Regions from separate parts of the Homo sapiens genome. Here region 1 is linked to region 2. The links are chromatin loops, found by intact Hi-C in ENCODE. Cell type or tissue: dorsolateral prefrontal cortex. All regions are shown on one strand.

Region 1 (5,000 bases), 88 kb after region 2:
CAAGCTGTTAATTACGGGGGTTTGTGTAAATGAAACTTTAGCAGTGACCCATTTAATTTTGCCGTAATTACTGACAAAATAAGACAAGGCTGAATCACAACACGGTATATTTATCTTGAAGGAGAATATTGCGCTGATGTGGTAAAACCAAAGAGTAAGAGCAAAAATTTAAAAGGGAAGCGCAGAAGTATAAAAAGTGCAAAAAATCACACCCTGAAACCATTTGGGTTAAAACCGCGGAAGACTTAGCTTAGGCGACTTCTCTAAAGAACTCAACCAAATCTGAAAGGCACAGGCATTTTCTCCTCAAAATCCGAGGCTCGAGAACCATCTCCTCTGGCAGGGTCCAGTCTCAGCTCCGCCTCTTGCCTCCTCACCCACTTGGGCATAACTTTTGCGGGTCCTAGAAATCTGGGCAGCAGAAGAGGGAGGGGAACGCTCCCAGCCGGCAGCCGCTCTGGGCGTGCACCCGCCACGCGAAGCCAGAGGTTGGACGACGCAGCCGGCCAGGCGCGGCTCCCGGGGGACCCCGAAACCGCCTGTGGCTCAGGCCCTACTTGGCAAGAAGAGACTGGGGAGTGAGAGGAGGGGTCACTCTTGCTCTCTCGCACAATAGACTTCCCGCAGGCGAGTGCGAACGGCCTTTTGCTTCCTCCTTCTTTTCCAGGACCCTTAGCGACAGGAGAGGAAGAGAAGCGGCCCGGCGGTTTAATTGCCAATTTCCTGATGCAGCCACAGGGCCCAGCAGCGGCTCAGCCTAGGCCACCGGGTCCAGGCCTCTAGGCAATAGGCCCGGCGCCCCCTCCAAGCACCGTTTCCCGCCGACCCCGCAGTCATCACTGTGAGCTCGAGAGTATGGGCAGCCTGTGGTGCCCTGAGGCGCCGGGCGCTCGGCGCATCCGCCGTGCCCACAGCGCTGAGGACCAACTAGGGCTGCCCTCGGCCAGGGGCACTGTGCCCGTTTGAGTGGCACTCGGACCTGGCGAGGGGTGGAAGCCCAGGTAGAGCTCGCGTCTTTAAGAGCCACCCGACAGAACTGCGCGCTACATCTGCGCCAGCTGGGCTGGGTGGGAACAGCGCAGAAATACTCCCGTGCCGGGGCGTACAGGGCAGGTAGGCCCAGCAGAGAGTCTTCTCGGAAAGTTTCCCACAAAAGAAGGGCCGGGCAGGCCGAGCGGCAGGAAAAGCCGGTGCTCAGCGGCGAGGCCCGAGAGGTCTGGCATCCGGCGGCCTCCCAGCTTTGCTCGGGTCTCCCGCCGCCTCTCTCCAGAGCCGCCCGTAGCTCCGTGGGGCGGAGGGCGCAATGCCCCGCTCTGGTTCCAGCCTTTTTCCTCCCCTTGTCTCCTCTTTCATTCATAAACCTGGTGGCTACAGACGCAGCTTGAATATTGACGTCTCTCCCCCAACTGCTCTGCCGTTAACCCAATTACAGAATTCATCAAGAACTGTGTTGAATTATCTCTTTCCATACAGTATCAGCATTAGCCTAATTAAAAGCTATAATGTCTGATATAATGATTAAATCGTTAGCTCTGCTGTAGGGAAGCAATATTTTGTTTTCCCTTCAATTAGAAGCTGATTGAGGTTTTCAGAGCAGGTCAGCTGTGAAATTTGAATTATATGTGTGAGTACTGCTCACAGGGTGAGCCCCTACTCCAAAGCTCCCAGAGCTTCTCCAAATGCTTTCACCCAGAGAGCTCGGAGGCACACAGCACGCGCGCGTGCGCGCGCGCGCACACACACATACACACACACAGTTGTTTGTTCTTCGATTGTGAATGTGCGGCTCTCCACACGAACCGCCCGAAAGAAAGCCTGGGTCGCTTTTGAGGAGAAGGAGTTTCTTGACCCTTCCCCGCAAACGCTACTGGAACGGCCTCCAAACTAGGACGCCTAGTCAGGCAAAGGAGAGAGCGGTGCGCCGGCACGCAGACAGCTCTGCTGCTATCCCTGATGGCCAGGGCTCTCTTTCCGTTCTCCTTCCACACACCCCCTTTCCCTGGGCTGTTATTATTTTTTTTTCCTCCTTCAAAACCAAACCAAACCACCACCAACAAAAACTTCTGTGCTACTCTGGCTTCTCTGGTTTTGTTTGGGAACAGTGGAACCAAGTTAGCCCGGGCCAGGGCGCAGATGATGGACTCAGAGCGCCCAGGGACCCTAGAGAGAGGAGCACTCCTCAAGAGCCCCCTGGCCATCACCCGAGCGCCCTGGAGCGCCATCACCCGAACGCGCGCTCCAGGCCCTCGAACAAGGCCTCTGGCTGCCAGAGCGAGTGAGGGGCGCAGAGGCGGCAGAGAGCGGAGAGCCCCGGTGTCTCCGCGAGGGCGGCGGCGGCCAGCAGACGGCGATCGAGGCGCGCGCCACGGCACGGCCAGCGCAGACACGCCGCGGGGTCTCGGGCCGGAGCCGTGCAGCCGGGCCCGCTGCCTCTTTGCCCCTCATGGCTCCGCGCGGGAGGAAACCGGGCCTTCTCCGCCCGCCCTCCTCTCGCTGCGGTGTCCCCAGCACCCCCGCCCCGCCCCCGCGCGGTCCCCACCGTCGCGCTCCCCTCCCTCCTCGCCCTCGCTCCGCGCCTCCTGTTGGCAGAGATGGCCTCGAAGGCCTCTTCCAATTTGAATGGCTCTTTCTTCTTCTCTCTCCCGCGCTTTCTTTTCCGCCTTCTCCTCCTCTCCTTCTGACTACTCTTGTCTCTTTCAAAAGCTCCGCCTGGAAACTAGCGGCTTCCTCTTCATCTGCCTCCTTTAACTGTGGCCTCGGCCCTCTGGGGCGACACCAGAGCGCGGAAGCCTGAGCCCCTCGGAGATCCGGGGAGGCACCTACACATGGCCTCAATCCTCCAACCGGCCCCAGAAGCCGTAGGAGCTGAACCCAGGAGGGCAACCGGTTGTGGTGCGGCCACATGTCCCTGGAGAGTGTCAGCAAGACGGGTCGACTTCACCAGGACCACGAAAGACAGGGCAGAGTTTCTGTCTTCTTTCACTGTCCCGTAGAACTCCTAGCTTGTCCATCGTGCTCCTTGCTTGGGACTCGGGACTGACACTGGGCCAGAAAATCCACCTCTAGATGCCTCAAAGCTCGCTTTCATGCTGGGGGGCGGGCGGGAGCGGGGAAGGGGGACAAAAGCTAAAAGTGCTAATTATTCCATACAGACAGTTTAAGCTAATGGTGTTACAGTCCAGCACTCAATTTACTTGAAAGTTGAGGTTTCTTGCATAATGGCTTAACCTATCACATACATACAGGCATATATGTGTGCGTGTAACTTCTAGGGATGGCTTGGTTCTGGATTGGCTTTGAAGATTATGACCACAGGTTACATACAACAATAGAAAGTGTCTTTATCCACATTTCTAAGTTGATCTTCGCTTTGGCATTTTGAGCAAAGAGGCACAATGAAGTTTCTGAGCTGCCAAAAAAGCAAGTTTGGTCAATCAACAGTGACAGTAACCCTGTGCCTGGGGGTCTAGACTTCCTATTACATTACTTGGGAATAGGGAAGTCAGTGTTCAAATCTCCAGGAGTCCAGCCTTTGGGAAAGTACTGGGTTTGAAGGAGGTAACTGCCAACTTGGCTGGAGGTAGAAGGGAGAAGGAGGTGCTTTTCAAACTGGTTTTGGACTGTCTTCTCTCTTCTTAAAGAGTCACTGAGGAAAGAGTTTAGAAGGAGCAAGAAATTGAGGCTTCCAGAAGCCATCGATCACCAGCAGGAGTTAATATTATGCTCGTCAATCCTCATGCCAGGAATGAAGGCACAGAGGTCTAGCATGCAGTGCCCTGTGCTGCCTAATTGGCACTGCCTGCTGCTGCCAATCATTTATCGCTTGGCAACAAGTTACACCTGCAGCTTTGGTTTAATACTTATGCAGGTGGCCACACATAGTGCGTGCAGCCGCTTGGGCCTAGGGAACATCTCGTCACTGAAGAGGGCTTATGGAGAGCACCCTGAACGTTGAGCACTAGTGTGAGCTCACAGGATGCTAAACCATTTTCCTCTTATTTAGATGCTCTGAAAAACAAGGGTAACGTCGTATTTGGAAACAATTTTCGGGACTATGGTAGAAAAAAAGTAGACCATTTCAAAGTCAGCTATCCAAGTTCCCCAAAGCATAAAGCATTCCTGCAAAGCACACTGGAGTGCAGGGTGTTTATAAAATAAATTGCTCCATTGATATGGAAAATAATGTGCCAAGCCTGATTCATACAAAGCATTTTCAGGGAGTCTTAAGCTATTTAGTTTAAACTCTAAATTGAAAAGCAGAGGAAAGAAATCTTTCAACTGCTAAGTGGATAATATAGTTTATAATTTGTAAACCATTTCCTTTATTTCAGTCTTGCTGACTTTCCATAACACACTGGATCTCACTGCACACCCATTGCCTCCTAAATTATCAAAGAAAAAAATGGGGCTATAGCATTCCCAAACAATATTATTGCTCCTTTTTTGTTCATTCACAATGTAACTGATATTTGTAGGTAGTGCATGTAACAAATCAAAAGATTTAACAAACTCGACTGGTGAAATAAGAAGGTAGTTGGAAGCCCAGTTTATAACCTAGATATTTAGTGAAAAAATAAATATAAAATGATGTTCCCTTTCTAATATAATTATATATTACTTGATGGATTTACTAGTAAATGCTGAATGGCCTGGAATGAAAGCAGTTTAATCTGCAGAGAGATCAATTTGCTGTTGCACTTCACACTGTAGCAACCCTGCAATAATAAAACAAACCCTACAGTAATAATCATAGCAATTGAGAGGAAATAAAGCATTATTCTTTTACCTTGGACAAGCAACAGGGTCAAGAAATTCACAACCTCAGAAGTTTTTTTAAGAGGAAAAAAAAGGTGTCACGTGTTCGCTGCCCAACAGACTCAAACATCCTATTACTCCTATTACCGTTATCATCATCTTTACTGAATATTCCTACTACAAGACAGGCAGACATGTGACATGCGGTGAAGGTTCTACTTTACCCACCACCAATCTCCACAAGC
Region 2 (5,000 bases):
GAAATAAACATTGAGGTGGGTTCTGCTATAGCCATTTCGTCTAACTTAAGGAGGGGAAAAAATGGAGGGGGGAGACTTCGGAACTTGAGTGGGTCAGTAGCCCCCGAGAGCCGGCCTCTGCAGCAGGTCGCGACCACGGCGTGGAGGGCAGCGGTTTCCAGGAGCGCTAGGAAGTCCTTCCTGCGGTGTGGCCCTGGGAGCCCGGACGGTAAGTCACAGGAGGTTGGGGCACCGCAGAGGTGGGCAGCAGACTGCGCTGACGCCTGGGGCTCTGTTCCTGCAAGCAGCTTGGCTCTTCTCTCCTTTTTAAAAAGGCCTTCTTACAGGTGTTGAACCGCTGCCTAAAGAGGGAGTGACTCCAGGAGGAGGAGGACTTCTCTCTCCCTCTCTCTCTCTGTCTCTGACTCTCTGTCTCTTTTAAGCTCGACTTTGAGAAGTTTTTGACTTGTGCAATCACAATCTATTTATGAAATTCAGGCAAGGAGAGGACTGAAGAGGAGGAAGAAGAGACGGACAGGATTTTAGAGTGGGGTATTGCCTTCGGTTTTCTTAAGGTCCAGGATGTGTTACAAAACTGATGGGTGACACCCTTCTAACTTTTGGCCTTAAAGCATTTTTCTTTGTACAGGAGAAAAAACAAAAAGTGTGTGTTTGCAAAGGAATCTCTGTTAGATTAATGACTGATTTGAACTAGAATATACATGGAAGTCATTTTAGTTACAACTGCCTCTGTCCTCGTTTGTCGGGTGTGAAACGTGGGGTAGCCGTTTCTCTGAGAGTAGCTCCGTCTGGATTTGGAGAAATCCTCCTGACTGTTGTGAAAATCGTCTCCCATCGGCTGTGCCGGGACCCTCCCCTCCTTCCGTTCCTTTTCCCGCACCCTCTCTTAGCAGAACAGGTGGAGCGGGTGGAAAGGACAGCGGCGAGAGCGCGTGTGGTCAGGGGTCTCGGAGGCAGCCTGATTTCCTTATGAAAACAGAGCTCTGGTAAATGCCAGTTATGGGGAGGGCTTTGAAGGCTGCAGCCACCAGCTAAGATGGCCTCATCTAAAATGCAGGCGTCTGCGGCATGGAGGGGGCTCTGTGTTCCAACAGAGGCGTCCCCTGGCTTCGGAGTCAGAGGGCACTACAGGCACAGGGAAATATTGAGCCACAGTAGTTTGAACAGAACCATCAGGGTTCATCTTTTATTACCAAAGAAAGACTTGAAAAAGCCCAGGTGAAATTTTCTTCCATTGTCTAGGAAAATTCTCTGTAATTTGCCCCCTGGGAAATCCAAGTGCCTTGTGGCCGGGGCCCCCGCCCCACTCCCCTCTGTCCATCTCTCTCCTCCTCTCTCTGCGTAAATGTCTCCGGGGTCCCTGGAGAACCCAGGGGGCTGAGCAGGGGACGCTGAAGGTCAGGGTTGCCCACTGTGGCCTGACTTTTAAGCTAAAGAGGTTTTTCTTTCTCTTGTTGCCCTGTCAGGTCTAATTTGGCGGCATTATGCTGAGAGGGCGGGCCTGCTCCTGACAGGAGGGGGTTAAATGAGATTGCAAGCTTTGGAGGCTGTCAGCAGCCACTGCTGCCCGGGGATGTTAAATTGCGATTTAATGGTCAGCTTTATCTGGATGGTATCAGTGCAAATCTGCTGTTTTCAGCAACTTAATTGGCACAGTGTTTGCAGGAGTTTTTCGGGGAGGTAGGAGAGCTGACCAGATTTTAATGCTGAATTATTTAGAGATCAAACTGGCAGAATGTCAGTGGGAATCTGTCGCGTGTTTGGTTTTCTGAAGCACAGAAAGCTTATGAATGGGCAAGATGCTGAATTCCGCTGTGATGCCCGAAACTTTCTAAAAATATTCACAGGGTCTGATGCAGCTCCGAGTTTATTTATAGAGGGAATAAACAAAGAGTAACAGTTGCTATCACAACATATGTGCAGTGTCTGATTTGTGAGGGGGCAGCAAGAACGTAGAGGCAGCCGCTCTCAACAGAGCCAGTGTGGGCTGTCTTTTCAAAATTTTAACAGATGGGCGCCGCCTGTGGAGCTGCGTGTTCCCGGGGTGACTCACAGGTGACCCCACACTACACAGGACTGACGGTGCCTGCTTGTGTGTGCGTAAGGCATACACGGGTGCACGCCTGTTTGTGCGCTAGGTGTGTGCACAAGTGTTCATGGATGTGTGCATATGTGTACACGTGCGTGGGTATCCATGTGAGTGTGTGTACACAGATGTGGGTGTCGTGTACACATGTGCAGAGTATAAGTGTGTGTGCACATGCGTATACGTGTGTGGGTATGCATGTGTGTGTACACAGATGTGTCGTGTACATGTGTGGGAGTATGTATGAAAGTGTGTGTACACAGATGCGGGTGTCGTGTACACATGTGTAAAGTATGAGTGTATATGCACATGTGTACACGTGTGTGGTATGCGTGTGTGTACACAGATGTGGGTGTCATGTACATGTGTGTATGTAAGTGTGCATACACAGATGTGGGTGTCAGGTACATGTGTGCAGGTATGTATGTGTAGACAGATGTGGGTGTTGTGTACACATGTGTAAAGTATGACTGTGTGCACATATGTACATGTGTGTGGGCATGTATGTACACAGATATGGGTGTCTTGTACATGTGTGCAGGTATGCATGCAAGAGTATGTACACAGATGTGGATGTCATGTACACACGTGTAGTGTGTGCACATGTGTACATATGTGCAGATATGTGTGCGTACATAGATGTGGGTGTTGTGTACATGTGTGCAGTTATATGTGAGTGTGTACACAGATGTGTACATGTGTGCAGGCGTGTGTACATGTGTGTAGAGTATGACTGCACATGTGTATGTGTGTGGGTATGTGTGCCTATGTGTACACAGATGTGGGTGTCATGTACATGTGTGTGGGTGTGTGTACACAGATGTGTGTAGAGTATGAGTGTGTGTGCACATGTGTACATGTGTGGGTATGCCTGTGTATGCAGATGTGGGTGTTGTGTACACGTGTGTAGTGTGTGCGCATGTATACATGTGTGCGAGTATGCAAGTGTGTGTACACAGATGTGGGTGTCGTGTACATGTGTGCTGGTATGTGTGTGAATGTACATAGATGTGGGTGTCATGTACATGTGTGTGGGTATGCATGTGAGTGTACACAGATGTTGGTGTCGTGTACGTGTGTGGGTATGTGTGCCAGTGTGTACGCAACATGTGGGTGTCATGTACATGTGTGTAGAGTATGGGTGTGTGTGCACATGTGTACTGTGTGGGTATGCATGCACGTGTATGTACACAGATGTGGGTGTCCTGTACATGTATGTGGGTATGCATGTGTGTGTACACAGATGTGGTTGTTGTGTACACGTGTGGAGAGTGTGTGCACCACACGTGTGGAGGGAGTGTGCCTGTGTGAGGTGCATGTGGGCATGCATGTGTGCAGGATGGGGTGTGATCTTTGACAAGTGTGCTGGCGTCTCTCCGTGACAGCCTGTGTGCATGGAGGTAGGCCCCCTGGAACTGCCGCATTTCAGCCCGTTTGCCCCCCAAGCCCATCAGTGACCGCAGCTCCTCTGGGCCGTGCCTGGCCGGATCTCTGGGTCCTTGGAGTGGGTATGTGGCCGCCCTTCCGTGGGCGCCTGCCGGGAGGAGGGGTCTGGGCAGCGCCTGTGCTCCAGGGAGACTGGAGGCCTGGGCCGGGGAGGCTTGTTCCCATGAGGGACACCGGGCAGGAGGGAACCGGGTGAGGTCGTTGAAGGAAGAAAGGAAACGGAGAAAGTGCTTCCCCAGCAGACAGCAGCATTGTCTGTTCCCCGTGAGGGTCAGTCCGGAAAGTTCAGGATTAGTAAATTTAATATCCTGTCAAAATTCCCGTGATAATGAGCCCTGGCTGGCCGGGCCGGCCCCGCGGCTTCAGCTCTGCAGCCGGCGAGATAGCGCGGCTGATTGATGAGCAGGGATCGCGCTGCGCTGGCACCAAAGCGGGTGGGTGGGTGGGCGGGCGGGGGGGCGGCGGCGGCCCGCGGTGCCAGGGAGCTCGCTGGGGGCTCGCTGGGGTCTTACAGCCACCTCCGGAGCGGCCTGGCCGCAGCCCAGAGGACCACTGCGTGGCTGGATCCCGCGGGCCCTGGGTTTTGCTTTTTTAAGGAAAATCAGGAAAAGGCCTTGTAGAAAATAATCCTACAGGGATCTTTTCCTGGCCTGTTGGGGTGCCTCAATACCCATCTTTTCAGAATGGACAGGAGCGTTTCGGAGCCGGCGAGGCGGAGGTGGGGGAAGGATGGAGCTCGCTGGGGAGGAGCTCACCTCGGAGGGGACAGTGGCCAACCAGGGCGCGGCCTGGGTGGGTGGGTTTTAGGCTGTAAGGGCGATGCAAAATATGATGTTCCTCACCGAGGAGCACAGAAACCAGAAAGTTCCTGGGCAATTTGTCCGAGGCTCTGCACCTCTCTAAGCAGCTGTCAGATCTGTACATTATGGTACATTGAATCTGAATGAGGCTCTCAACATCAAAACCCTGCATCCATTATGATATCATCTCCCGCTCTAGGCTGTAATGCTTATTAATTCTGCACCCATACTCTCCCGGCTTCAGCAAATGTATTCCATCAGCCTAGCATTTAATTTAATTAGTACAGCTGGGCTCTCATTCTCCTTTCTGTGTCAGAGGTATTGTCAGCACGTTCTGCTGTAACACAATTACTGATTGCTTTTAGATAGGCAGAAATATGATTAGGGTATTGGGTGACTGTATCATAAGCCTTATTAGATTCATTTGAAATCTGGAGATAAATAGGAAACTTTTATTTGCAGTGTAATGAGATTATGCTTATTAGGCCAAGGCCTCGCAACCTTTTGCAAAGAACACAGTGTATCCGCCGGATTATGCTCTGGAAACACACTTTCTGCTCCCAGCCTCCGAGCCATTGCTCCGCGCCTCGAGACTGAACTGTTGTTGCCCTGCGTGCGTTTAGGATTATGGCCGCCGTGGTGTCTTCCGCATGATAAGGACCTGGGAA

What was found. Peaks named below come from ENCODE experiments on the same cell type or tissue, not always from the same donor. Only the 100,000 strongest peaks of a DNase experiment are listed, where the experiment ranks them.
Region 1: a loop joins it to region 2, with 2.2 times the contacts of the local background. A loop is called at or near these places in 1 of 110 quality-filtered maps.

What each region holds. Positions count from the first base shown.
Region 1 is chr13:112,060,610-112,065,609 of GRCh38, forward strand. All of the region lies in intron 1 of SOX1-OT (SOX1 overlapping transcript), which reads left to right. Among named protein-coding and RNA genes, the nearest start is that of SOX1, 4.0 kb to the right of the region's middle. In dorsolateral prefrontal cortex, CTCF peaks have their summits at 2,364 (motif pointing right) and 2,583 (motif pointing left); no DNase peak of the experiment used is centred here; H3K4me3 peaks cover 2,302 bases; H3K27ac peaks cover 2,398 bases; H3K27me3 peaks cover 5,000 bases.
Region 2 is chr13:111,972,379-111,977,378 of GRCh38, forward strand. It overlaps SOX1-OT (SOX1 overlapping transcript), which reads left to right. Exons shown (of 4, transcript NR_120392.1): 1 at 1-15. Among named protein-coding and RNA genes, the nearest start is that of SOX1-OT, 2.6 kb to the left of the region's middle. In dorsolateral prefrontal cortex, no CTCF peak of the experiment used is centred here; a DNase peak (open chromatin) is centred at 2,063; H3K4me3 peaks cover 2,583 bases; H3K27me3 peaks cover 1,228 bases.